2 separate regions of the Homo sapiens genome follow, and region 2 is linked to region 1. A link is a loop called in an ENCODE intact Hi-C map of the cell type or tissue named here. Cell type or tissue: heart right ventricle. All regions are shown on one strand. Links, peaks and the distances in the headings refer to the core of each region. The heading gives the core; the rest is flanking DNA.

Region 1 (11,296 bases), core at 1,907-9,906:
TATTTTTAGTAGAGACGGGGTCTCAACATGTTAGCCAGGATGGTCTCGATCTCCTGACCTTGTGATCCACCTGCCTCGGCCTCCCAAAGTGCTGGGATTACAGGCGTGAGCCACTGCACCCGGCCTTTACCAGGGTTCTTTTGTCTCCATTGCCTCACTTGTGGAAATCACATCTCCGGACTTACAATATGTGTCATCCTGTGCCGGTACCCTTACTGCCAGGGTCATCCATATCTGTATGAGTGTGCAGAGATGGTTGTACTGGATGGTGTGTGTGTTTGTGCACGCATGTGTGCAAAGGCAGAAGAGCCCTTACTGGGCAGTGCCCAACATAGGTGGAGGGCTAGCTTCCTGGCTTTCTGGTGATGATAAAGAAGGTACAAATATATCTTCCTTTTATTTTTGTTAGACTCTCTGTTTTGAGAAGCAAAGCCAGATCATTCCATGAGCTGAAAACTAAAGTAAGGTTATACAATTTCTTCTCTGTCTGCCCATGTCTAATATCTGTTATTCCAAGGTTTTGTCTTTTTATTGTCTTTGTTTTCAACATTGTAAATTTTTTGAAAAAGTCTTTTCCCATGTTTCATGGGCATGTTAGTGACAAGTCAAGAGAGGGTGCATTGGGGTGTGGTGGTCAGATGCCATTTTGAAATAGAGTGGCACATTCACATTAGAGGCCTGTGTCTCAGGAGAGACGTTCCTCCATCTCAGATTCAGGAGCTATGGCATCACTTCTACTGCATTTTGGTTTAAAAATCACACTTGGACTGAAAGGGACAGAGACAGTACAAAATAAAAAGAGGCTTTTAGACTCCAAGAATTCTGTTGGTGAGAAGCAAGCTGAGATAACTATGCAGCTGCAAACATAGGTTACTTCTCATGAAAAAGGAAGGAAAACCAGAGGGTGGGACCAAGAGTCCAGAGAATGGAGCCAAAAGTCATGAAAATCCCCATTGAGCAGCAATAGAACTGAATCCTAATCAAGGAATTTCCAACATTTGCCCATCTGGATTTCAGAACTGCTACAGACCAGTAACTTCTGCATGCCTCCTGTTTTACCCCCTTTTGAACAGGAGCTTCTCTAGTGGGTGTCCATGCTTGTCCCACCATCATATGTATGTTGGGTGTGTGTGGATGGGGGTGCAGATAGCTGTATCTGTAGTTCACAGGTCTTCAGATTGAGAGGATTTGTACCCAAATAGCTGTACTTAAGGAACTACAACTGAGGACCCTCATCCGCATCTGGACTTGATGTAAATGATGGGATTTGGACTTACAGCTGATGCTTGAATGGGATGAGACTTTTGGTGGCCTTGGAAGATGGTGAGTATCTTTTACATATGGGAAGAATGTAAATAATTTGTGGTCAGAGGGTGGATTTTGGTGGTTTTAAAAATATGTCCACAAATTCTTTGATACTTTTTCCCCTTCAAAAGGTAGACCTTAATTCCCTTCCCTTGAGGGTGGGCTAGACTTAGTGACCTGTTTCTAATGAATAGAATATGGTATTAAAGATGGTGTGTAGCTTCTGAGACTAACTCATCAAAGACATTGTGGCTTATTCCTTGTGCTCCTTCTCACTTGTTCTGGGGGGAGCCGGCTGCCATGTTGTGAGAGCCCTCAAGCAGCCATATGGAGAGATCCACATGGTGAACAACTGAGGCCTCCTGCCATTGACCATGTGAATGAGTCCTGTTGGAAGTGGATTCCACATGCCCTGTTAAGTCTTCAGATAACTGTAACCCTCGTCAATGCCTTGACTGCAATCTCATGCGCGATTCTGAGCCAGAGCTACACAGCTAAGTCACTCCCAAATTCCTGACCAACAGAAACTATGAGATAATAAATGTTTGCTATTTTAAAACACTGTGTTTGGGTAATTTGTTACACAGCAATAGATAACACATGGATACAGTGCCATTTTGGCAGAGTTTGAGTCCTGACACCTTTTGGTTCTTGACATCTATCTGGAAAGAGGACCCAGGCCAAGATCTCTCCAGAGACAGTGTATGTGGCAGAGATCTTCTCAGAGAGATGTACCTGTATCATAAGTGTTACATACAACAAGTCTTTACAAACTGAAAATTTGTGTAGCCAGCTCACAAATCAAGAAAAAATTCACTATTACACCCAGAAACTCCCCTCAGGCCCCCTTCTAGTCATTACCCTTGCAAAGGGTATCTTGACCTCTAGCAGCAAAGAGTTTTGCCTGTTTTATTCCTTAATGGAATAACTGGAATCATACTCTTTTGTACCTGGCTTCTTTTACTCAACATTGTGTTTATGAGATGTATCCAAATTGTTGCATGTAATTGTAGATTGCTCATTATAATTGCCCTACAGGGGCAGTTATTCTATTGTGTGAAATCCTACAGTTTACTTATTATCCATTCTACTAGTGATGGGCATTTGGATGGTTTCCAGTTTTGGCCTATTACAAATAGTTCAACTAGGAACACATAAAAATAAGTTTTAAGATACGTACATCCAAAGATTGACAAACAAATATGCAGATTATCTTCTATGGTTTACTTTTCCAATATGGAAAAGAAGAAACAGAAAGTTGTAAAAATAATTTAAATAAATGTTTCCAGTAGCTCATCTGAATTACTTCTACTAAAAGGCAGCACGAAATGCTTCCCATTGGAACCACTAATTCCTGCTTGTTCACTGACTGCCCATGGTGTGCAAAGCTCTGAACCCTGCCCTGTTCTCCAGGAGTTTTCTCAAGCATAGCAAGCGGAAAGGGCAAGGACCCCTGGGGGCTGGGATGTAGGGCAGAATGCCATAAAAGTCGAGGAGATACCTTGATGAGGGGAGTTCAGGGAGATCAAGGAGGGGTTCCTGGAGGGTGGGTCCTGGATAATAGACATAAGTAGACACTCAGAATTGAGGATGAAATGGAAATGAGAAAAGTCACAGAGGTTGGCATTATCTATAAATAGCCCACTTCATTAAAATGATTTGATGAATATCAGAGGAATTAAAAACAAGTCTTCATCCAGCACTCTTCCCACCAACATCCCCGTTGTTAAAGAGCATGGCGGCTTTTTTCTACAGTAAATAAACCTAACTTCAGATGCAGCTTTATTTTTCACTAACATCATCTGAAATTGAGATTTGATTTAAGTTAAAAGATGCTAAGTTCATTCATTCATCCATTGAATATCAATTCTATGTGTAAGTCACTGTCCCACACCACTGAGGATGAAAGTAAATGAAGGATGGTCCGAAACAAACCAATTCCAAACGATCTTACGTAGTACTGCAGCCCACAGAGGGTGGTTGTGAAATGGTTAAGCAACAAATTCCTGGGAATGTTTGCCACAGGAAGCTTGGTAAAGTTGATGATATCTGCACGGTGGGGGAGACATTTTCAAGTTGTTCTCAGCCTGGAAATAGTTCCCTCCACCAAAAAAACAGATGCTGTAAAACCTCCCTCATGGTCACAGTGGTAATCAGAGATGTAGACTGCTGAATGAAGCAAGTGTTTATGGGCAAGAAGTGAATGGCACAAAGACAGAGCACTGATGGAGCCATGTAGTGGACATTTTGCATTGTGCATACCAGAACTCGTGGCATGTGCACAGTAGCCATTAGGTATGGGTCTACCCAGAGCTATATGAATTGTGTTGATGAAGATGTGCTTAGAGTGTAAACTCTGAGCAATTATGGATAGAGAGATAGAGCCCCTTGCTATTGATGTGAAAGCAGTGAACAACCAGGAGGAGTACTTTCTCATATTATCCATGTGGAATGTGGCATGGCATAGGGCCAGAAGAGGACATGGGGATGATGTAAACTCAAGACAATGACAGAACAAGATGCAACCAGCATGTGAGAGAATTCTCCTTCCACATACAGCTGAGAGCCTCAGTGGGGGCAAAAGTGGATGTGAACATCAGAACCCACTATGTTGTAGAGCATTTGCATTACAGCACATATATATATAAATAGGATTAATCATTCTGGAAGCTGCATGGGGCACATTTTAAAAGATGAATTTAATTCTCAGTAATATGAAGTGCTTGGATAAGAGCAGCCTGATAGATAAAAAGACCAAATGGAGTAATTCTTTCTGCTGCCTTTAAAATTCTGACAAAGTTCTGTCTCAGTAGTTCTAAACAAGATAGCCTCTGCTCAGTGACCAGAGCCCGTTATGTAGACTGGCATGCTGGCAAGGCCCTGGTCTGAGAGTAAAGATCCCATGATACAGCAACAAGGAGCATCCCTGAATGTTCTCTCTCCGGGATGTTCTTGTCTTACCAAAAGACCAGCCCCTGAAATACTACAAGGCTCTGGAAAGTCATTCTGCTGGCAGTTGGCATGTGTGGACAGTGACCACCAAGAAGGAAAAGACTACCCTTTTCACACATGGCAAAGCATGCCCTCTCCCTCCTATTTGTAGGAATTTTTGGTTATCTATGGAGTCCCATGTTGCCTAAGTCCTCCTGGAGGTGCTAAACACACAGTGGAAGTACAAAAACCCACACTCCCTACTCTAAGCCAAAGAGCTCTGCGTTTAGTCTTTTTATACAATAGCCTGGTCTCACTTAAGCACCGCGTTTTACAGATGGAGAACTGGGGGTGGAGAAACTGTGGCCTATCCAGGGTCCCATTGAGCGTCAGTGCTGTACTTGGGCAGAAGCAGCCCCGGTTCCATGGAGATTCCTTCTTCAGGTCTCTTCCATCAGCACTGCCTCCTTCCTGTGGGTAAGGCCTCCTTCCCCTGCCCCCCAAAACTCAACCCAGATCCTTCCCAGTGGTTGCTTTCACATCTAAAAATAAAAGAAGAGTGGCAAAGAGGCTAATCCTCCAGAAAAGGTGTGTCCATGTTGCTAAGATGAGTATACCTCAAGTCAGTTCCTTGCAACAATGGGGATTTCTGAGAGAGAGCAGCTGGTCAGGCAAAGTGGGGAGCTGTGCCCACTGAATCTAATGAAACAGCTGCTGAAGTTAGATATACGGTATCCGAACACTTAGAAGGGTTTAATCCTCTCTCCTGCAGCCTTTTCTCTTGGTATTTCCTGAGGACCGAATGGGGCCTGCAGCAACTAGCTTTGGGTCTGACTAAGCGTTTTTGTTTTTTTTTTTAACTGGAGAGGAGCAAGCTGCAACGAGGGCCTCATTCCTGGTTGGGTGCAAGACCCGGGAAGAGGCAGAGCAAGGCTGAGAGCTGGGGTTCTTGGCCTGGGGCCTGGGTGTCCTTCAAAGAGGGGAGACCTAAAGGCATGTGGCTATACATTTACAAATGCATGAACACAGCTGCAAGATACTGATGGGCTTCAGAAACAAGAACAAATCCAGAATTCTCCCTCATAGCTAAAGGCAAAAAAAGTTTTCCTCCAGGAATAGGTTCTTCTTCAATTGTGAAACATTGGATATAGGAAGAGAAGATCGCCACATGCTGGAGCATAGAGTGTTACAAAACCTTTTCTTCTGAAACTTGACTTTTCATGCAAGTGCATGGAAGTTTACAGAGTGTTATGATGAGATATCTGTTAAACCAGTAAGACCCCAAAATAAAAATGCCTCTATGGTGATAGAGACCAGAACAGTGAGAACCTTTGCGGGTAGGCTGTCCACCGTGAAGGGAGGGGAATAAGGGAGTCTCTGGAGTGCTGGGAGTGTCCTAAACCTTGGTCTGGGTGGTGGCTTCTTGGGTATGTGCATGTGTAAAAATTAAAAAGTCATCAGGGGGCACACTTGAGATTTGTGCATTTTACTCTATGTAAGTTATGCCTCAATAAAAAAAGAAAAATAAAAATTTTAAATGCTGTTTTCATTGCTTTGCTATGCCAGCAGTTTGGGTAGGCGCTTTTATTTCCAAAAGCTAAATCATGTATAACTTATGTAATATTTCAAGCCATCTCTGGAGTTCTCTCCTATAATACCTTTTGTGCCCAAGCTCTTATCTTATAAAATGTGACTGACTTTTAAGGGTCAAAGATGATTTTTCTCCATCTGTCATTCTTGTCCATGGCAAATGTGGACATGTCATTCGGAATGTAGCATGGAGGCCCTGATGAAATTGGAAAAGCATGTGGAGATAAAATTCACTCTGGGATGAATCCAGACACTTCCTGCCACTGGCCAGATGTCACAGAGCTGGAAGCCACCCTCCCAGGGGAAGCGATTCAACCAGCCTAAGCCAGATGTGTAGGAAGCTGCCTCGGACCCACATGCTAACACTATCCCAATTGTGTAGAGCATATGCTTTCAGTCAAGAGTGAAGAATGCGGGAAGGGGTACATGCCAGGAGTCTTTCAAGCATGGCCCACCAGTCAGCCTACAGCACGATGCACCGATGCGTCCAGTCAGCAGATGTGTGTCACCATGACGCAGGCTGAGGCTGGTTAAACAGTAACAGAGCTCAGTGACCTAATGCTCACACTCAGCCCTTCCTGAGAACCTCGCGCCACAGTTGTCATGCTGTGGGATGTGTCAGCTTGATTCTGAGGCTGCCTGGAACATCTGTGCTTAAACTACATGGAGTGGCAGAAACGCCCCTTCCTGTACCCAGCAGTGTGTCAAGAGACCTCAGTGAGCTGCCAGGGAACATGGGTGCAGTGCCTTTTTGCTCCGTGTTATTTTGAATAATCGCAAATGCAACTGCATGGCAGGCTGTTTGGGAAAAACTGTTTAGTGACTGAGTTTTGTGTCCTGGTGTGGCTTTCCAGGAGCCCATGCTGCCTGCAAGGATACCCCTCTGTGCCCCTTGGTAAGCCTCCAAGGCCTCCACCTGCCCCTCCCCTTTATAGAAAGATCTGAGTGTAGAATTTGTCCCAATGTTCTAAACTGACTGAGACAGACTTTACAAGAATCCTACCTGCTCTGATTACAAAGAAGGAAATGTGTATGCCTACTTGCTCACAAGTGCATGTGCACACACACACACTTCTGTGTGTTTGAGAGGAAGCAGGCAACCACACATAATGTCGTTCAGAGAAAGACACATGGATGAAGAGACAAGGACAGAGACATCCCAGGGCAGCCTATACATACCCACAACCCCTTGGTTGGCCAATAGCAGCAAATATTGTACTGAGGCAGAAGTCATGGTACGTAGTTTTCATGGGCAAATATGGTTGGGCAGATGTGGAAACATTTCTTAGCATTTGTTCACACCAATTGCTCAGAAACCAGGCCATGGAGGGCTCTACTCCACAGTGCTTTCATCTGCAGACCTCCCAGCCTCTGCAGAATTCACTGATACTGCATGAGGACACCATCGATAGACTTGTTAGGCTGCCATTTTTGGCAAAGACACACACACATGTTCTCCTCCTACCTAGACGCTGGGAAAGTCAAATCTACTTCAGTCATCACTTCACCTCATCAAAAACTATGGCCTTCCTGTCTACCCAGAGATCTTCCTTTATAGAAATCACAGCTCTGCTTGCTTAAAAGCTGATCCTTAGAGCTGCAAGCACCAGAGAAACTGTCATGCATAATGTATCTCTTTCCTTTAGGTCATCAGCAGTACACTGTGTGCACTGACCTGTCTGCCAGTCACCATTTCAGTACCAAGCACTAAAAACAGTCCCCAAAAAGTTGTCTAAACCTCATATTTTTGGGGTGGATTCCCCTCCCTTCACAGAGAAAATTCACAGGGTAAAGCAATGGTCATGATAATACATACCTGTGGCTCATCACCAGTCATTTACTTGGCTTTAGAATTTGTTTTTGTGCTTACACTGGAATATGAGTCTGCCTAAGGCTGTGGGAATTCACAGCTCTTTAGATAAACTAAATGATCTTCCCTTTAAAGACCTGACTCAGGCAGAACCAAAGGTGGTTTAGTCTCCTGTTCTGCCTCCCCACTCAAAACCAGGCTTTGCACGCTGGATTCAGACACGTTGGAGCTAGAGGCAAGATGCCAGCCTAGGAGGAGCTTCCCTGATCACCTAGGTGCAATGGACTGAATAAATCCTTTTAGAGTTTCAGCTAATCTGCAAAGTGAGGAGCTTATAGTTAACCTTTTCTCATGCTCCCCACCCCCATCCCATGGGTCCCTATCTACAAGTTTCTGTTTCCTCACTGTCATCATCCCAAGACTCCTTTTCATGCTGTTAATACCCATAGGACTTCACTTAATTTTCACATGTGATGGTTAAATTTTATGTATCAACATGGCTAGGCTATGGTGCCCACTTCTTTGGTCAAACACTAGCGTAGATATGCTTCACATCTACAATTAGTTGACGTTAAGTAGAGGAGATTGCCTTCAATAATCTGGGTACCCTCATTCAATCAGTTGAAAGCCTTAAGAGTAAAGACAGATTTCCCAGAGATGAAGGAGTTCTGCCTCAACACTAACACAGAAATCTTACTGTAGTTGCCAGCCTGCCAGCCTGCCCTACAGATTTCAGACTTGCCAGCCCCCACAATCACGTGAGACGATTCTTTAAATCTCTTAATGTACCCGCACACTCCCAACACACTATTGGTTCTGTTTCTCTGGAGAACCCTGACTATTAGAACACAGTTCCCATTCCTATTTCCTCAACTTGTCTATTTCCTCCATCTCCACTGCCAGGTCTTCTTTTTGTTGTCCTCCCTAGACAATATACACAGCCCCTCTTCCCCCTCTCTGTATGCATATGCATTTTAAGATCTCAAAGTAGTCTTCAAGAAGGTCTGGGTTTTTGTTTTTGTTTTTGTTTTTGTTTTGAGATGGAGTTTTGCTCTTGTTGCCCAGGCTAGAGTGCAATGGGGCCATCTCGGCTCACCGCAACCTCCGCCTCCTGGGTTCAAGCGATTCTCATGCCTCAGCCTCACGAGTAGCTGGGATTACAGGCATGTGCCACCACACCTGGCTAATTTTGTATTTTTAGTAGAGACGGGGGTTTCTCCATGTTGGTCAGAGTGGTCTCGAACTCCCAACCTCAGATGATCCGCCCACCTCGGCCTCCCAAAGTGCTGGGATTACAGGCATGAGCCACCATGCCCGGCGAAGGTCTGGGTTTTACTTTTAGGAAACTTTCTTCTTTCAGCTCAACCTCACCGCCTGGCTGGAGGCCTCACTCACTCACCATGAGTGGCCTCTCAGAGATCAGCTTCCATCTGGACTGCAGTGAGGGAGGCCCATGTCTCCACATTCCAGGGAGTACAAATGGAGATGTCCAGGCTCTGGAAGCCTGAACCCTGAAGGGCATGGGATGAGGGCAGTACCCTGTCTTTCCTTGGGTGACCCAAACCATCTTTGGCTGCCATTGTGTCTAACGAGGTGATCAGAGCTCGGGGAAGGTCTCACTCACTGTCCTACTGTCTGCTTTCCCTGCACTTTGAGGTTGCTGCCTTCCTCTGACACCTTGTCTCCTAAAAAGCTCCTTAGTTAACAGCATGGATTTTGGTGGGGGGCACTGAAAGCTCCAAAAGGGGAGCCTACTATTTTACATATGTATTTATTTTATAGTTGTACCCTGGTTATTTTGTTTATTTGGTGGAAACTGGTTAGATGGTTTGTTGTCTTCAGGGAAAAGGGCTAGAGAGGTAAATATAAGGTAGGAAACTATGGAGGAATGCCAGTACCTGAGAAAAAATATCACCACTAGTATGTTAGTACCCCAAGAGCAGGTTTTTGTCTGTTTTGCTTCCCTGGCACCAAAGATAGTGCCCAGTACTCACAGAAAGTCAAAAAATGTTCACTTAATGAATGAGATGAATCATTTTGTTAAAACACCCTGCCTGTCTCCAGAAATCCTGAGATGTTGTTTTCTTAAAAGCAACAGACAAACAAGCCAAAAAAAATAAAAAATAAAATCCCTTGGAGTATTAACTCTTGATTTTCTGAGAAAATGGCAAAGAAGGGCCATTTGGGTTTATTTGTGCATTCAACATACATTTCTTACACTCCAGTCATGGCCAAGCACTGGGCCCAGAATCTCTGGGACTTAAGCTGATGAAAGAATGCAGCTCCAACCTCGCGGAGCTCCCATCCAATGGCAGACAGACGAGGGCCCTGATAATTACGACACAATGTGATGAGTGTTCTCAAGTCCTGGAGAGGGTCTCCAGGAGCCAGGGAGGGAGTGACTAACTTCTGACTGCCTGGGGGCCTGAGAGAAGGCTGGGACTTGAAGCCATAACAGGAGTTCACATGCCTGACAAGGGGCAGGGTGAGGGAAAGAGTCCAAATTCTACCTTGGACCATGGTTCCATCAGATTACACACTTACCAGAGTTGCTGATGGGGAGCCAGATGGACAAGCAAATATTGGCTCTCCTTTCCTTTTTCTCCTCTATTCCTGGGAGAGATGCTAATGAACAACAGTGGCCAAGTGGCAGGTGAGAGTAAGGAAGAAACTGGATCATGGGCCAACTGGATAGCCATCCCCTCTGAATCATGTGGCCATGGCTGTACTTGAAGTCACCAATGTGGAGCCAGGCCGATAATCCCATGGCTACCCCATAAGGGTGGGCCCTTGGAGGAAGAGGTCCCATCTGTGACATTTACTTGGTTTACCACCTTGCAGAGAGCCAGCCACTGGGGGCTGCTTAATCAGGACAACTTGATAACATGATAGACAGGGATTCTTAAGACAAAAGGTAGCTGCTCTGAAGAGAGTGGGTGCTGCTAAAAACCTGTTGCCTCTTAATTGCTGTGGAGTGGAATATGCCAAGGTATCTTAATTCAAATCTTACCTCACCGTCCTGGGGACCTTTTGTTGCTGTAAGTAAGGATGGTCGTCGGTTCCAAGAAGAAAATTAAAGGCTGCTCCCGAGATGAGCACAGTCATTTGGATGAAAGAAAACACATGGTTGCATTTAGAGATCAGATCTCAACAAGACAGGGCACCACCTCCTGCCCAGAGAGGAACAGGCCACAGGATGCAAAACTGGAATTTATATGAGAATACTTTGCCCTTATTATAGCACCTCTAGCAGAGAATCTTGACACACGTTTCAGGCACTAATTAGTTCTTGCATCTATTGCCATGGGTGCACATTGTATTAATATGTGCCCATTTTCCTGATGGAAGAACTGACAAGGAGGAGATGGGCAGAAAAGATGTTTTTAGAGGAAATGATGCCATGTCTGCTTCAGTATGTTCATCCAGGGAGAACTGTGCCTTATTTCTTTTGCCTGAGGGCATTGTTTGCTGCTGAGCTCAGAGTCTCTGTCCTCCAGGGTTTGGCTTCATAATCTGCCCCTGAATTTGGAATAAAAATGGCAAAGCCCTACATAGGAAGCTAAATGTTTACTGGATCACTGCTTCTGAATAGTAGTGCAGCCATTAAGGGCATCATCTGTGAAGCCAGCCTTCCTGGGTTTACACTCACGCTGTGGCACT
Region 2 (11,296 bases), core at 1,479-9,478, 58 kb before region 1:
AATAGAGAAAACACTCCCCCAATACATATCAGAATGTATGGCAGAGTCAAGTTGGGAAAACACCTTCACCAAAATAACTAAGAATTGAACTTTTTAAATCCCCAAAGACGTGTGTGGGAAGCTTACTTATGTTTTATAAAATGTACAAAATTTACTGTTCAACTTCTGTCTTCTATTCCCTTACACATATATTCTGGACATAATCAGAATTATACTCCCAGATCACCCACTTTGCAAGCAGCCCTTCTTAACTCCAACTCTGCCCTGTGATTATGTCAGCATTCTGGGTTGAAGGGGCTGGTATGTGCCGACAGAAAACCAGACACTGGGTGGACGTACAGGTTCCAGTACATACAAGTGGTTAAAAAGAAAGACAAACACTTTTATTGGAACCTTGTAAAGAAAGGTCCCTACTGGAACAAAGCAAACCTCTGGGACTCATACTCAACTCCTGAGTATTCCATGCATACTAATGGCTAACTTGTGGGCTCTCGCTCCTCTCAAGCCTTAGAGGGTTAGATACATTTCCTGAGGTGCCATGTCCCCTAAGACCAGTAACTACTACAACTGTAAAAACCCTCTGGATCATGTGCCAGGCTTTGGTTTCTAGGACTCTCCTAATCCTGTACTCACTGCCCATGTCTCCATCTCTTCCCTTCAACCCTACAACCTCTACCTCTCCCCTCCAACTCTTCCTCTTGGCTTCTATTTTGATTAGTTGAGACCAGTGGTTCTCAAAGTGTGGTCTGAGCACCCCTAGTGATCTCTGAGGCCCTTTCAGGGGGTTCCTGAAGTCAAAGTTTCATAATACTAAGATATTATTTGCCTTTTTCACTTTCATTGTCTCATGAGTGAACAGTGGAGTTTTTCAGAGGCTACGTAACACAATTTTGCAACAGAGCATATGCAGAAGCAGATATGAGAATCTAGCTGTCTTCTACGAAGTCAGACATTAATGAGATTTACAAAAATGTAAAACAAAGCCACTCATCTCACTAAATTTTTGCTTTGGAAAATGTAGGGTTTTTTTCATAAACATATGTTAATATATAATTTAAAGTTTTACAATTTTTAAATTTTTAATTTCTAATATGATAAATTTTGATAGATATAACCCAAATAGAGAAAAGCTCTTGAGTAACCTTAGGTTTTAAGTATTTGTAAAGGGGTTATAAGACCAAAACGTTTCAGAGTTACTGGTGTAGACATATCCCTTCTTCCAGGAAGCTTTCCTTAACTTCTCAAGGTGCCCTCCCACAACAGCCTACATTTCCTTCACTGCAGAAGTAATCACATTCAACTGTAATTGCCTGTTTCTGGTCTGTCTCCTCCACTACAGAAGGCCTCTATGGGCAGGGATTATGTCCCCAGCACCTAACATAGACAGTTCTTAATATTTGCTGGGTAAATAAGCATCCAGGGTGTTGTCCCAGTCCCTTCCTGATGGGTCTTGGTAACTGTTGCTGGCAGTAGCAGTGGCTCAAAGAGAAGTTAAATGTCCCTACAGGAATGTGGTTCTCAATCTCTGACTGAGAGAAATGGTGTCAGGTCTGGGCCTGCCCACAAAGTCAAATTTAAAATACTGTAACTTAAATCATAGATTCTAGGTAAAATGCATTTCAAGTTCTAGACTAATTAGTGGTTTTAATTTATAACGCAAGATGCTTTCCTGTTGTGGTGGGGGAAGGCTCGGATCTATTAATACAAATAGGTCAGAACATAAGGAAATATTAAATCTATGAAAAAATAAATATCAAATGAAAAAGTATCTTGAATCCAATATGCCTTCCAATTTAGTAGATATTGTAGGATAGAACAGTATCATAAATATCAAAGATAATATGACCAACATGACTGTCTCTGTAGCAACAGCTTATTCATGAACAAACACTCCTCCTCTTGGAGGCTGAAGAAGGACTGGTTCACTAATTAGGGTGCCTTGGTGGTTTGGTTCAACATCCTATCAGTAGAAACACTGATTTAATATAAACATTTAACTAATATCTCCTGTGCTCTATCCTCTTTGCTAAAGACAATAAGTATGTTCTTATGAGCCCTGTCCAGGAATGTGTGTGGGAGTCTGTACATTTTCACCCTCTTAACAAATTAGGCATTACAACTTGGACCAAGTGGTGGTGTTGAACTGCTTCAAGTCAAGCTTGTTTCTGCAAATGTAGCATTTTAATATTCAGTGTACCATTTAACATTTATCATATTCCATTTCATCAGGCAGCTGATCTTTTCCATAAGCCTCCTGGGGCCATCTTTTGGTATGCTTGCTCTTCCATTTATAGGCTAGGGAGGAAGGTGACCTGAAGAGTGGTTAGGTGACTCAAGTTCATGAAGAAAAGCACAAGCAAGACAGTAACACCACTGCTATCCCCACGGTGATGAGATATGCTCTATAGCGGGGGACTTTGTAAACAGTTTGCCTGCGTGTGTGTGTCATGAAAACTCAGGATCTTTCAACCAGAAATCACAGTCCCTGAAACAACCTGCCAATCACCTTTATTCTTTTATAACTTAATATTTAAAAAACCTTCAATCAAGCAGTGATTCTTCCTTTCAAATGTAGCTGGGTAACTAGAAATAAAGGAAAATATTTTATTCTATGGATTTCATATTATCAAATGAAAATGAGTCACGTTTTGGGACGCTATAGTGGCAATTTAAAAAGCTCCCTTCTCACTCTTATTCAAATAGTTGTTTACGCTTTACTCAACCTGCTAATGTGACAACTAGTTCATGTTTTTTTTTTTTTTTTTTTTTGAGACAGAGTCTCGCTCTGTCGCTAGGCTGGAGTGCAGTGGCATGATCTCAGCTCACTGCAATCTCTGCCTCTCGGGTTCAAACGTTTCTCCTGCCTCTGCCTTCCCAGTGGCTGGGACATGACTACAGGTGCATGCCACCACGCCCAGCTAATTTTTCTATTTTTAGTAGAGACAGGATTTCACCATGTTGGCCAGGATGGTCTCGATCTCTTGACCTTGTGATCTGCCCGCCCTGGCCTCCCAAAGTGCTGGGATTACAGGGATGAGCCACCGCGCCTGGCCATAGTTCATGATTTCTTATCCCACACCCTTGTGGCCGGATGTGTTTCTGAGTTCAGAATTTCTCAGACTTCAGACAGGCAGAATGATGCATATAATGAAACATTGTTAATGCCCTATAATAAATCCATTACTATTTGTACTATATATGTATTTATAAATCCACACAAAAGGAGATTAAAGAAGATTACAAGTAGCCTCACATCACTTCAGGTCAGGTTTTGCAGCCAAATTAGGTTAGGTTTTTGGAAGTAAAAATTCATGAATGTTGAAATATGAAAATTCATAGAACGGTTTCTCAAACTGTAGCCCCCAGAATAGTAACATCAGCATCATCTGGGAACTTGTATTCATGAATGTTGAAATATGAAAATTCATACAACAGTGTTTCTCAAACTGTGACCCCCAGAATAGTAACATCAGCATCATCTGGGAACTTGTTAAAAATGCCAACTCTCAGGCCTCACCCTAGATCTAATGAAGTGGAAATTCTAGGGTGGGGCTCAGAAGTCTGTGTTTTAACAATTCTCCGGGTGATTCTGATGCATGTTAAACTTGAAGAGCCACTGCCTTAGAAAAAATGATTGCCTACAGATGCCTTACCTGTCTCTGCTCCTGCGGGAGGGAAAGGTAGCATTACAGCCCTCCACTGTGCATGTGTGCATTTCTTTGACATGCATATTCTTGTGATGAATTTTCACACTACAAGCATTTTTAAAGGTCTTCTTGCAGATGTCACACTGGAAGCGATTTTCTTCTATCTGCCTTGCTAATGCATGCTGACCCACGTGCTCCAGTTCTTTAGAATCTTCAAGACAAGGAAAAGCCATTCCCCTGTTGGACAAAGCACTGAAGAGTCCCCCAGCCAGCAGGCGCTGCTGCAGTTCCATGTAGTCAGAAAAAGGAACTTGGGGTTCCATCCCAGGTGTGAAGTAGTGTTCATGGCCACCATCCTCGACCTCCCTTGGCACCATGATCAATGCTGGTGTCTGCTCAGTCTCCCTCTCTGAATTGTGTGTGGCCTGCTCAGGGGTTTGGCTGATGGCTCCACTGGACTCAATTACTGATTCACGATGGCAGGGCCTCTCCCCTTCAGGGAAAGGCTTCCCTAAGCCTCCTGACTGTACATGCTGCTCCTCAGATACTCTGTGTGACTGAGGACTGCAGGCCTCCTGCTCATCTTCACTGACCACCTGTAGGGGCATGTCTTCATCTGAGCTGAGGTTGTGTCTTTTCTCATTAGCTATTTCCACAGCTTCTTTCTCTATTTTGATAGGCATACTGGACTTCCTGGATTTCTTCTTGGGAAGGGCATCAAATGGCATTTCGTTTGAAATGAGCTGTTCTGGGATTGAAGAGGACAACAGCGGGAGGGAAGGGAGTATCCCAGGCGTGTTTGCTACCTCGGCAGGCGTGGCTGGACTGCGGTAGAAAGGAAGGACTGGCTGGACTGTCTTTAGGTTGGGAAAAAGCACACCATTTTGCCCAATGTTTGGGAAGGCTGGTTGGCCTTTGGAATCCTCTCCTGAACCAGGGTAGCTGGGAGGAGGCCTACAGTCTGGGGACGTCACTGTGAAACCTGGGCACTTGTAGTTCTCAGAGCTGGCCAGGTTCAGGCTGTTCCTGAGGTCTTTGTCCCGGTTATTTCTGTTCATTGGCATGTGCAGCCGAGGGTTGGGGTTGGCGCTATGGCGATTCCGGCTCCTTAGGGAGCTGAACACCATGTTACACCCTTCGATGGTGCACTTATGCTTGATCTTCAAGTGGACGGCATTGTAGTGGATTTTGAGGGTGCCTTTGTCATAGAAGGTCTTCTCACATGCAGTGCAGAACACCCGGCCCTTCTTTGTACCAAGGCTATTCCTCTCAGGCTTCACTTTGGCCTCAGGGGATAACTGTGTCCTTTCAAACTTAGTGACAATGTTGTATGAGCTGGAGTCACTTAAATGGGTGCTGTCTTCTTTTTTAGTAATAGCATCCGGACAGTTTAAACACTGATCTTTTTCAACCTGAAATGGTGTGGAACTGGAAGTTAAGAAGCTGCTGTCAGGGAAGGGCCCATGGACTTCCTGTTTGGGGTCCTGACTTTGGTCATGACCCTGCTCCAACATATATTGTTCGGGCAATGACCCTATCAGTGCAGGAGGCAGAGGGTTGAAGAACTGGAAAGGCAGCATGAAAGTCATGTTGCTTATGAGGTTCTCAAAGGGGTGTATACTGCTGGGGTTTCCTTTGTCCACAGGAGTGGGGAGGCTAGAACTCCTGTGACTGCAGCTCTCGATGAAAGCCCTGATATCTACATTTGCTGTGGAAGGTGGTATGATGATGGATTGCTCTTCTTTCTCTTGAATTGCCATGAGTTCAACTATAGATTTGGTCTCTCCAAAACGAAGGAACTGCTGCAAGGTGGCCACTTCTTCCTCACTGGTCATGATGCTCCAGTGATCCAACACCTTTCCTGATGCATCCTAAACCCAAACCAGATGTTAGAAGTGTGATCAATTTACAACTCCTTACCCTTTCCTCTAAAAATGTAGTCCACTAGACTATGGGATACTTTTGTGCATATAGGAAAAAGATGAATGCAGGGCTTTGGGGAATTTAGTCCCTGCTCACCCTACTCTCCCAGGCCAGAAGCTTTGTGCAGAACATAAGCTGCACAAATATTAGCAGTAGTCCTACAATTGGTGCAAAAGAGACAAATAAAACCATATTACTCAAGTGAAGTCAGGGAAATGTAGTGATTATTTTTCACCTCATTTCAGACCAATTGCTTGTCTAGCATTAGACATAATAATTTTCCCTGCTAAAATTAAAATATGTATCATTTGAACAATAGTAACTTCTTTATCTAAAGAGAATAGATGGAACAATCAGGCCTAGATGCAGCTCAAGTATTCATTTGCTGCAAGTTTAATAATCTTCCTAAGCAACTAACATCAGAAAACAAATGAACTGTATTGATCTACTGCACACATTCACAAAGCAGGGCTGTAATTACACTGGAGTGTTGGAGATCTTTCAAACTCTAGCAAGGCCTAACTTTTCCCAAAACTACAATAAATATTTTATCACAGAACATGTATTTGATGGCCTACTGAGATTTTTCACAGTGCATGTAAGAGTTTTGAAGATGATGAAGAATGTAACATCATAAATTTTTCATGCACTAGAGGTTCAAGGTAATTGATTCCATATTTTTAATCCTAACACTAGAAAGCAAGATTATTAGGATCATTAAATATTGATCTATGTCCTAACGTAAGGTCATAATGCTACTCTACATAAACGGTTGTTTCTAGTCTGCTGGGGGTCCTGCACTAGAGGTGAGCAAACATTTTTACAGGGGAAGATTATGGTCTTTTGAGTTAAAAAGAAGTGAGTACAAATTCTGGGTCTGCCACATACTAGTGAAATGACTTTCAGCATGATTTTGAGGCACTCTAAGTCTCTGGTTTTTTGACTGGAAAATGGGGATAATATGCCTAAGCTTAAGATTATTGGGAGTGGATCTAGGTCTACAAAATTGTTTTTAGTGTTCATTTTAATTACATGGCCTACCTCAGTAAGACTGACATCTATGTTGGTCTTGGAAATATGTTCGCCTCCCATTTCATTGAAATTTTTACCAAACTTTGACATTTTCTAATGTAATGGCAAGAAAATACAATGCTGTAGCTGTTTCATATCTTAAAGGAATGATGCTTCATCTCAGGAAACATGTTCTTTGCTTCTAAAAACACCTTGATAGCCTCTTTGGAAATGAAACATGAAGCCTACACACTCAGCATGATCTGGGAACAGAGGTAAACTACTCTGCAAAATAAAGAGGACAGAGAGGATGAAGGGCTTGGAATACTGGAGAAAAGAAGAGAATATATGAAGATGCCAAAAGAAAACTGGGGTGTGGGGAGGGAGGGAGGGAGGGAGACATACACACACACACACACACATATAGAGAGAGAGATTGAGAATGAGCAAATGCATACATGAACACAGAAATATAAAAAATAGAGCCTAAGAAGGAAGAACATCAGTGAGATGGCAGAAGGCTTTAAAGAACAGGAAGGTGTGCTATGAAATTATAAGTTGTTTGCTGTGTGGTTCATGTAAGTTCCCTTTCTCAATCCCAAACTCTCAGTAAAATCTGATACAGACAGATCTTGTGTCAGTAAGTAGTTTGGGACTAATGAAAGACATGGAGGCAGCACCTGAAATGGGGCAAATGGTTTATTGTGGAAGAGGTAGTTTAGTAAAAGCCAAATCAGAGAATATGTAATGCTCCTAAAGCTTCATAGGTATCTTGGAGGAAAGCCTTGGACTCCCCCCAAGAACATGAGGTAGGGGCTTAGGCCATTAGAAAAGAAGTATTAAAGGGAAAGATGGCCACCAAGGGCTGTAGCATTGGGAGGTAACTGGGTTACGTCAGTTATATGGGCACAAATTTCAGAAAGCACCCTAGGAGGACAATGTTCATGTTTACTGTACCTGCAGTACGTATCCACGGATATAATCCTGAAGTGTCCAGTCCAAGGCATGGAGGATCTGGAGAACCTCATCTTGCTTCAACACACTGAAGAGCCGGTCCAGTAGGATTTTTAGGCGAACGGGGATGGCCTGGGTCCCATAGAGCATGAGGCTGCTAATATCAAACACTACATTGGACTGGACAATCTCCACCTGGCTTGTTGGATACATGGGGGGGATCCTTAGCTTACTTAGAGCTGAAAAATCAAATTGAGGAAATGTCATTTTGAAAAGTTCTAATTGTAAGAGAAACACTGCAAAAAAAAGTAGGTTAGGACCAATTCTTGGTTATTTATTCCACAGAAAATACATGAATATACAAATGATTAAATACCTTAATAGCTATGAAACTTCAAATTATTTACAGGAACTTCTAAAATACATGAACTAGCCTGAGACTTTTCTCCCTTTCTTGTGGCCTTGCTAAGGAAAGAAATAGTCACAAACAAGGAAGGAATAAGGAAAAGGGGTAAAAACTGAGGTGGGAGGTGCATAATCAAGAGAATAGCTAATCAGGAAGCATAGAGTCTGGGGGTAAAGAATCTGGGTTTGGGAATCTGAGAGACCTGAGTTTGAGCGTTAGTTGTGGGGCTTGACATTTTCTAGTTGTGGGGCTTAACAAATTAACCCCCCTAAGGCCACGCTGTCCAATGTAATAGCCATCAGTCACATATGGCTATTTACATTTAGATTAAGTTAAAATTAAACAAAATTTAAAACTCCATTCCTCAGTTACACTAGTCACATTTCAAGTACTCAGTAGCCACAAGTGACTACTGTAGAGTTGTCAGATTTGGCAAATAAAAAAAGATTCCCAGTTAAATCCAAACGTAAATTTGAGATAAACAATGAATGGGTAGGATATACATATACTAAAAATATTCATTGGGATATACCTAGGCTAAAAAACAATCTGTTGTTTATCTGAAATTCAAATTTAACTAAGCGTTCTGTATTTTATCTGGCAATCCTAGCCTAGAGGCTGTAATAGATAGAACAGAATACTTCTATCATTACAGAATGATAGCAATGAAGCACTAGTTTCTACATCTTTAGAATGAGGTTAATAAGACACTTCCCATATAGAGTAGTTAAGATTCAAGACTCTTTGAATCTTAGCCTGTTACCTGGGACATGCTAGTAACTTACTAGTTTACTAGTTAGTTGTCATTCTTAAGATATTAAATCAGTTCCTGAATAACTCTAAGTTACTTAGAGGTAACACTACAGGCCAAGAGAGGGTGAAAAATAAAGTTACCGTGGGCCACCCATCCATGCTTGCATTGGTCACACTGACGGTGGTTTATTTTCCCGGGTTTGAAACTTTGGCAACTACAGTTCAGAGTACAGCTGATAGCCTGAAAAAGAGGAGAAAACAGGTATGTGGAGCATGTAAGTGATGTGTGAAACATTCATTGTATTTCAAACAAAACATATTCCTCCATTCGGCAGCACTTATTGAGCAATATGTGCCCACTGTGTGCCAGGCCCAGAAGTGTATATTGTACTCTGGAAAGATGAGCAGCCACCCCTGCACCTGGAGACCGTGAACACATTACACAGATATTCCACATTCAAGAATGAGTTTAAACATCAGAACTTTTTATAAGAAAAGATTATGGGTTAGAATGAAATCTCCTGCACTGTTATTAAGCTCATAGAAAGGGTAAACATATTTTCACCAAATTTCTAAGTTGACTAAAGCAGCAACCCTGGAAAGTATACAGAAGCTGTCTTGGAACAAGTAAAAGGGAGAATAATATGAACTGAGAGTAATCTACATATAAAATTTATTTCCCCCCACCCACAGATATGGTAGAAGCTGAAAATACAAATAAGATTTGAGAACATGTAATAGCTGACTACACTGAGGATGATTCCCTGACGCCATTCACTGAACTATGTGACTGTCAGAGACAGACACAGGCTGAACAAGCCTTGCATCAATGCCCCTTGCATGTTATGGTGCCATGTTTTATGTGGGGGCATAGAATGTACAAAAATATAGCTGAAATTGAAAATAGAGATGTACATGTCCAACAAAGTTCCAGTATTAAAAACAAAGCTTTGTCTGAGCGTGGTGGCTCACGCCTGTAATCCCAGCACTTTGGAAGGCCAAGGTGGGTGGATCACGAAGTCAGGAGTTCAAGACCAGCCTGGCCAATATGGTGAAACCCTATCTCTACTAAAAATACAAAAATTAGCCGGGCATGGTGGCACATGCCTGTAGTCCCAGCTACTCGGGAGGCTAAGGCCGAAGAATCGCTTAAACCCGGGAGGCTGAGGTTGCAGTGAGCCAAGATCACACCGCTGCACTCCAGCCTGGGCGACAGAGCGAGACTCCCTCTCAAAAAAACAAAAACAACAATGACAAAACCCACAAAGCTTCACGTATATTTTTAAGATGAGTTTCTCAAAGGAGATACAGTACTGAAGAATATAATCTATTATTAAACAGAAAAAGCCCTCAAAGCAGCTTTGTCAGTGAGGTTCCTGGGAAGAGCTGCTGGGTAGAATTTGTATGATTCACAAGAGTCTTGAAACTGGGAAGTGCGTGTGTGTGTGTGTGTGCGCGCGCATCTGGAGGAGGGATAAAAAAGCCTTACAATTAAGGTTTAAACCTCTAATCTGCCAATTGAGGGACTATGTGGCCCTGCATGGGGGAGAGGGAAAGGAGAATCTAGCTGAAGACTTGGGAAATTCATTTTAAGGAGTATATGATCAGTCTCCACTTAAAAATTGGTTGCTGGTGGGATTGTAAAATGGTACAGCCACTTTGGAAAACATTCTGGCAGTTCCTCAAAAAGTTAAACATAGAGTTACTATATGACCCAGAAATTCCACTCCTAGTTGTATACCCAAAATAACCAAAAACATGTCTACAAAAACTTGTATATGAATGTTCATAGCAGATTATTCACAATAGCCAAAAAGTAGAAAAAACCCCAACATCCATCAACTGATGAACAGATAAACAAAATGTGATATATCCACTCAATTGAATACTACTGAACAATAAAAAGTAATGAAATACTGATACATGCTGCAACATGGATGAACTTTGAAAATATTATGTACTAAGTGAGAGAAGCCAGGCACAAAAGTCACAGACTGTGTGATTCTATTTACATGAAATGTCAAGAACAGGCCAATTGATAAAGGCAGAAACCAGATTAGTAGTTACCTGGGGCTGTGGAGAGTAGGGTATGGATAAGAAGTGACTGCTAGTGGGTAGTAGTTGGAGGGAGTGTGTTCTTGTTTGGTTTGTTTTCATCTTTGAGAAAAACAGCTTTATCGAGATACAATTCACACATACCATATAACTCACCCATTTAAGGTGTACAATTCAATGATTTTTAGCATATTCACAGAGTTATGCAACCATCATCACAATCTAATTTTGGAACATTTTCATCTTCCCCAAAAGGAACATGTACAATAATATGGTAGACACATGTTTTCACTTCTCTTGGGTATAGTCCTAGAACTACTGGATTGCATAGTAACTCTTGTTTAATGTTTTAAGAAACTGCCAAACTTTTCCAAAGCAGCTGTATCATTTTACATTCTCACCAGCAACGTATGAGGGTTCCAATTTCTCCACATCCTCATCAACACTTGTTATTGTCTGTTTTTTTCATTAGAGCCATCCTAGTGACTGTGGGTGAGATCTCATTGTGGTTTTGATTTGCATTCCCCTGATGGCGAATGGTGCTCAG

The links. A loop is a pair of places that touch in the nucleus more often than their neighbours do. Peaks named below come from ENCODE experiments on the same cell type or tissue, not always from the same donor. Only the 100,000 strongest peaks of a DNase experiment are listed, where the experiment ranks them.
Region 2: it touches region 1 in a loop (4-fold over the local background); 3 of 110 quality-filtered maps call a loop at or near these places.

Annotation. Positions count from the first base shown.
Region 1 is chr15:83,317,255-83,328,550 of GRCh38, forward strand. BNC1-AS1 (BNC1 antisense RNA 1) reads left to right here. Exons shown (of 3, transcript XR_932542.3): 3 at 1,170-1,409. Among named protein-coding and RNA genes, the nearest start is that of BNC1, 38 kb to the left of the region's middle. In heart right ventricle, for the core only: no CTCF peak of the experiment used is centred there; a DNase peak (open chromatin) is centred at 6,385; H3K27me3 peaks cover 1,661 bases.
Region 2 is chr15:83,259,298-83,270,593 of GRCh38, forward strand. It overlaps BNC1 (basonuclin zinc finger protein 1), which reads right to left. Exons shown (of 5, transcript NM_001717.4): 2 at 8,836-8,935; 3 at 7,539-7,774; 4 at 3,654-5,518. Among named protein-coding and RNA genes, the nearest start is that of BNC1-AS1, 19 kb to the right of the region's middle. In heart right ventricle, for the core only: no CTCF peak of the experiment used is centred there; no DNase peak of the experiment used is centred there; H3K27me3 peaks cover 961 bases.